2 separate regions of the Mus musculus genome follow, and region 2 is linked to region 1. A link is a loop called in an ENCODE intact Hi-C map of the cell type or tissue named here. Cell type or tissue: heart. All regions are shown on one strand.

What was found. Hi-C counts contacts between places; a loop is a spot of excess contacts. Peaks named below come from ENCODE experiments on the same cell type or tissue, not always from the same donor. Only the 100,000 strongest peaks of a DNase experiment are listed, where the experiment ranks them.
Region 2: a loop joins it to region 1, with 7 times the contacts of the local background. A loop is called at or near these places in 18 of 42 quality-filtered maps.

Annotation. Positions count from the first base shown.
Region 1 is chr11:98,456,510-98,459,009 of GRCm38, forward strand. It overlaps a transcript of Mien1 not described here. Among named protein-coding and RNA genes, the nearest start is that of Grb7, 11 kb to the left of the region's middle. In heart, a CTCF peak has its summit at 1,200; DNase peaks (open chromatin) are centred at 1,012 and 1,382; H3K4me3 peaks cover 1,801 bases; H3K27ac peaks cover 1,649 bases; H3K27me3 peaks cover 1,033 bases.
Region 2 is chr11:98,341,627-98,344,126 of GRCm38, forward strand. It overlaps Gm38970 (a long non-coding RNA gene), which reads left to right. Exons shown (of 2, transcript XR_880194.2): 1 at 1-692; 2 at 872-2,233. Among named protein-coding and RNA genes, the nearest start is that of Gm38970, 1.6 kb to the left of the region's middle. In heart, no CTCF peak of the experiment used is centred here; a DNase peak (open chromatin) is centred at 1,155; H3K4me3 peaks cover 1,246 bases; H3K27ac peaks cover 890 bases; H3K27me3 peaks cover 1,200 bases.

The DNA of each region.
Region 1 (2,500 bases):
CAAGAAATTTAGACATGACAGCGAAATGACACAAACTCGCTGTAAAAATATATTCACGAGTAACTGGGGGACCAAGATGAGTCATCCTTTAAGCCTGTCTGAGGAGTTAATCTGTCCCCCCCAAGAAAACCCAGCACCTGAAGTCCCAGGCAGGGGAGCTCACCCCTTCTATGTCAACTAGCAGGTCAGAATCCCTGAGATCGACAGGCCTTCCACTTTACACATAGGAAACTGAGCCTCAGAAAGAGTGACCCACCTGGGGTCACAGAGAAAGTTAGAAACGGCCAGTCCAGCCTGCAGACCGTAGATACCATCTTTTCCAGCCCTGGGGGAGGATGGGGGGGGGTGCTAAGAGCTATGAGGGATGGCATCTACCACCTGGTGGGAGGAGAGACCCTAGTTCTGCAAGTTGTCCTCTGACTTCCTCTGCTACACATGTATCATGGCCTGTGACCTTCCATATAAATAAATAAATAAATAAATAAATAAATAAATAAATAAATAAATAAATAGTTTTGAGGGCTTTCAGAGTGGCTCAGCGGCAGGGTATCAGTGGTTGGAAATGGGCCTTGTGATTGGAGTTGAGGAAAAGCTGTGTGGGAGTGAGACGTGCTGTGGGCACACCACGCACACGTGATTATGGAAGGCTTGTGCATCCTTTAACCTGCCAGTTTCTAAGGCCTGGCACACGGTAGAACCCCTTCCTTCTGGGTACCTGCCTACTTTCCCCGTCGGATTCCAGCATATTTTAACCTCCGCCAACCCTGGTCTACCCTGCTCTCTCACAATCATCAGTTTCTATACGGATTTCACAGTTTTGGGTTCCCTCCTCCCAAGCTGTAGAGCCGCCCAGTCCCACGCGTCTAAGGGATGAACTTGGTATTCTTCCTGCAACCCCTCACCACTGGACGACGGGGTGGTGAAGGGACCTGGAGTGGGTTTAGTGAATAAAGAGAGGCTCCAGGCTGGTGAGACCGGGTTGGAGTTGGAGAGCGCATGCACGCCGGGAGTCCCACCCACACAGATGTGTGCAAGGTGATCCGGTGTCCATGGCTGCCCTCCTGCGGCCAACTCGCCTGCACGACAACACAATTGCTGACAACCTGACGTTTTTTTTGAACGAGGACCCAAATACTCGCCGTCGGTCCCTGGACCCTTCCTAGGGTCTGCAGCGACATCACATCTTGAATCCTTCCCCGCGCAGCGCCGTGCCGGCAGGTGCGCGCAGCAGCCTCGGGTTGGCGCCCCGCGAGCCCCCCCCCGCCCCCCCCGCCCCCCCCCCCCGGGATCCCGAGCGAGTCCAGCCACGCGGCTGCAGTGTCACCCAGCGGCCATTCCTGGAACTACAGGCGACACCTCCCGAGGTTCCCCTGCCCCTCCCCCGTTTCAAAGCCGCGCTCAGGGGCGCGGGGAGCTCCTACCTCGCTGCAGTGCCCGGAAGGGCGGGGCGCGGCGCGGCGCAGCGATGGCGCTGGGCTGTGACCCTGGCGGTTTCACTTCTGGATCCCGCTTTGCTGGGAGAGGAGGACTTGGGTGGGGAGGGCAAGGGCGGTACCTGCGGGCAGGCGGGGTCTGGCGCTCGGGACCCCTGGGGTGTCACGCGACCCACGCCTTCCTGCACTTACCTTCCACCCGCCCCGCCCCCTCCTCCCCCAGGCTCCATTCCGCGGTCCCCAGATCTGTTGCGTGTCCGCAGCGGCCACCGCCCCGTCGAGGCTGCAGACCCCCAAGAGGCGCTGGGCGGCGTGGGCGGCAGAAGGGGAGAGCTGTGAAGCCGCAGGCTCCGGGTTAATCTGCAGGCTGCTGGGACGCCTGGCTGTTTCTCAGAAATATAGCTGCCCCTTCCCTCACCCTCTTGGCTCCCACCTTGCACCTCACCCTTTCACCTCTCCGGAGCCCTTCCTGGGTTGTCTCTCCTAGGTTCCCTGACCCCAGGAATCGGTATCCACCCTGAGAAAGGGGTGTAGGGCACCCCAACCCCCACATCCAGAGCTTCCCACAGATGAAGAGTCAGGAGGAGCCTGGTACCTCTCTGTCCTTACAGACAATTGAGAAAGTGACCTCTTGCGAGAATGTTAGGCTACACTCTTCACCTCCCGTGGCCACCCTCTAGAAGCCCCGAGGTGTAGAGAAAGGAACGGGAACAGGATTCTCTCTCCCCGGGGTTTGTTTTTGTTGTTAGAGGACAGGTCTCTAGAGTCTACTAGAGCAATGGGGTTGACGTTGAGCTTAGAGTCCCAGCCCAAAGAAATCGGAAAGATTCACGACTCCAGGGAAAATTAAAGTCCAGAAAGTGAAACACTCGAGGTCACACAGCAAGTCGTGAGGCTAAGACTGAGACCGGAATATGAGTACCAGCACCCAAGCTGTCCAGAGCTTTGCTGAGGTCCTCTCTCCCTAAAACACACACAGGAAAGGCTGAGAATGTCATTCCAGTGGGGGTGGGATGGGGCTTGAGCTGGTGGTGGGACAAAGTTGGGGGAGGAGGTAGCACGTGCCC
Region 2 (2,500 bases), 110 kb before region 1:
TGGTAGCCATAGGATTTGAACTACTGGCCTGTGCTTGGCCCTTCTGCTTCATGTTACAAAGCTTGTGGTGTGGCCAGATTCCTGATGTCCCTGTCCCAAGCAGAGTCTCAGATCCCTGGAGCAGCAGACCTCCACCCTGGGACAGTAGGGACTTGGAGGCACAGGGAGAAAGAGTCGCTTCTTCCATGCCCCTCCTCCTCCTGAGAGGATTCCAGCTACTTTTTCCCCAGTGGAAGAAGCTGGACAGAGAATCTTTCACAAGACCAAGTCTCACCCTGCTCCCGAGGAGGGGGCGTCTAGCAGGAGTGGGTGCTGACCCAGGACGCTCTGCTTCCTCTCAGCATATCCTTGAGAGAAAAGCAGGGTTCAACTTCAGTTAGCATCTGTCAGGGGGATGGCCCTGGCAGAGAAACTGAGATTCCAGCACTCTCAAAAATGAGCCCTGGGCCAAACTAGGGTCCCCTGGCCTCCCAGTGGCCCAAGGGAACTTCAGCAGGAAAGCTATGCCTGCTCACTCCCCAGAGCCAGGGAAAACCTCTGGTGCCACCTTCTGGGCCTGGAAGTGTAGGGAGGGGCACTGGGGTGTGGGAAGGGATAGCCTCCAGGAAAGAAAACACATTTTCATTTTAGCCCTCTGCTGAAGACCAGGGAAGCTGGGCTCACCCGGATTTCCCCTCACTGGGGGTCTGGGGGTAAGTTGGGGGCTGGTGGGCAAAGGAGGCAGAAGGAGTAGGCTGGCAGCCCTGAGCTTCTCCACGCAGCCCCCGGGGCCGGGTGCCTGGGCAGGAGGAGGGGGCAGAGCAGCTGCTGGCGATTTATTAAGCAGTCACGGAAAAATTGGTTTATAAATTAACAGCTGTTTTAACTTTAGGGCCTCTTCTTCAGGGAATGGAAGCAGCCGACTGGACCGGGATTGCAGTGTGTGTGAGGCTGGTGGAGGGAGTGGGAGGCGGCGAGCTTCGGCAGCTGGCATTCTTTGGGGGCAGCCTCAGCTGGCACCTCGGGGGGCACCAGGCAGTGGCCAGAGCAGGGGGTCTCCAGGTGCCGGCGGCTGAGGCGCCCCTCCCCCCTCCATGGGTTGCCGCTTGCGCTCTTCTCACCACATCTCAGCTTCCACCTGGGGGCGCCAGAGAGCATAGATACTACTGTACTCGTTTCTGCCACCAGAGGGCAACCTCGGCACACCGATTTCTGCTTCTCCGGAGATCCGTGGAAACCAAGCTGGGAGGGAAAGAAACCAGGTCCAAAAAAACGGAACTGGAACGAAGCCCAGTGTACGCTAGTGATCTTCCACTCGCGGGTTTTAAACTTGTCGAAGACAGCGGTAAAACCGGACTCCTTTAACCTCAACACTGTGAGTTCGAAGTCAGCGTGGGCTTTTATAGCAAGTTCCAGGCCTGCCAAGGTTATACAGTGGATGTGTCCAAAAGAATGAAGTCTTCAGTGCTGGGGACGTAGCTTAGTGCTAATCTCCTGGACAAGGACTGGGATTCGAGCTTCCTAACACCCTACGCCCAAGGGAAAGGGGGGTGATCTCTGGAGGCTAAGGTTATCTGTGGGTTGGTTTGTTGGTTTGTTTGTAGCCCAGGTTACTCTGCAACTCATGGTTCAACCTCACGACGGCTAGGATTTCAAATATGAGTCACCATGCTAGCTAGAACTGTCTTTTATTTGAACTAGGCTCCGGGAAAAAGCTGCTGAAGCCCTCTGAAGCCTCAGTTGTCCCATCTATAAAATGGGACTATCCTAGAAGATTAAATGAGAAACTGCACCTACAGGGCCTAACTCTGTCCAGGAAAGTAAACGCTCCAAATAGGAGTGTAAAAACAAAACAAAACAAAACAAAAAAAAACAACAAAAGACAAACTCAATAACAAACTTGTTAGTGTCTACAGCTTATGTTTGTTTATTCACTCACTCCTTAGTTCATCTCCCCCACAGTACCTCAGAGTCCAACGGAAAGATACATGGTGTGGAGGATACATGTTAAAACCGTGTGCCATTAAAATCGTGTTCTAAGAGCTTTGATTCTAGATTAGAGAGATAGCTCGGAGAGGTTAAGAGCACTGTCTGCTACTTCAGAGGTTCAAGTCCCAGCACCCAAATGGTGGCTCACAATTGTCTGTAATGCCATCCAGGGGATGTGGCACCCTTGTCTAGCCTCTGCTGACATTGAATTGACATGATGCACACACACACACACACACACACACACACACACACATACACACACGAAGTTAAGAGCACTTGGTGTTTGATTCCCAGCACCCACGTGCCAGCCTACAACGTCTGCAACCCTGGGGTATCCGTTGACCTCCTCTAGCATGGCATGCAGGTGGTTCCCAAGCAGGCAAAACACACATACACATAGCAAACCTTTAAAACAGAGCCTTGATTCACATTGAACCAGTACAGAGGGAGATTGGGCCAGGCAGAGCAAGCGACCTTTCCTCCCCAGTGTGGTGGTAGAGACAGTCACATGCTTATAATACAGACTTTT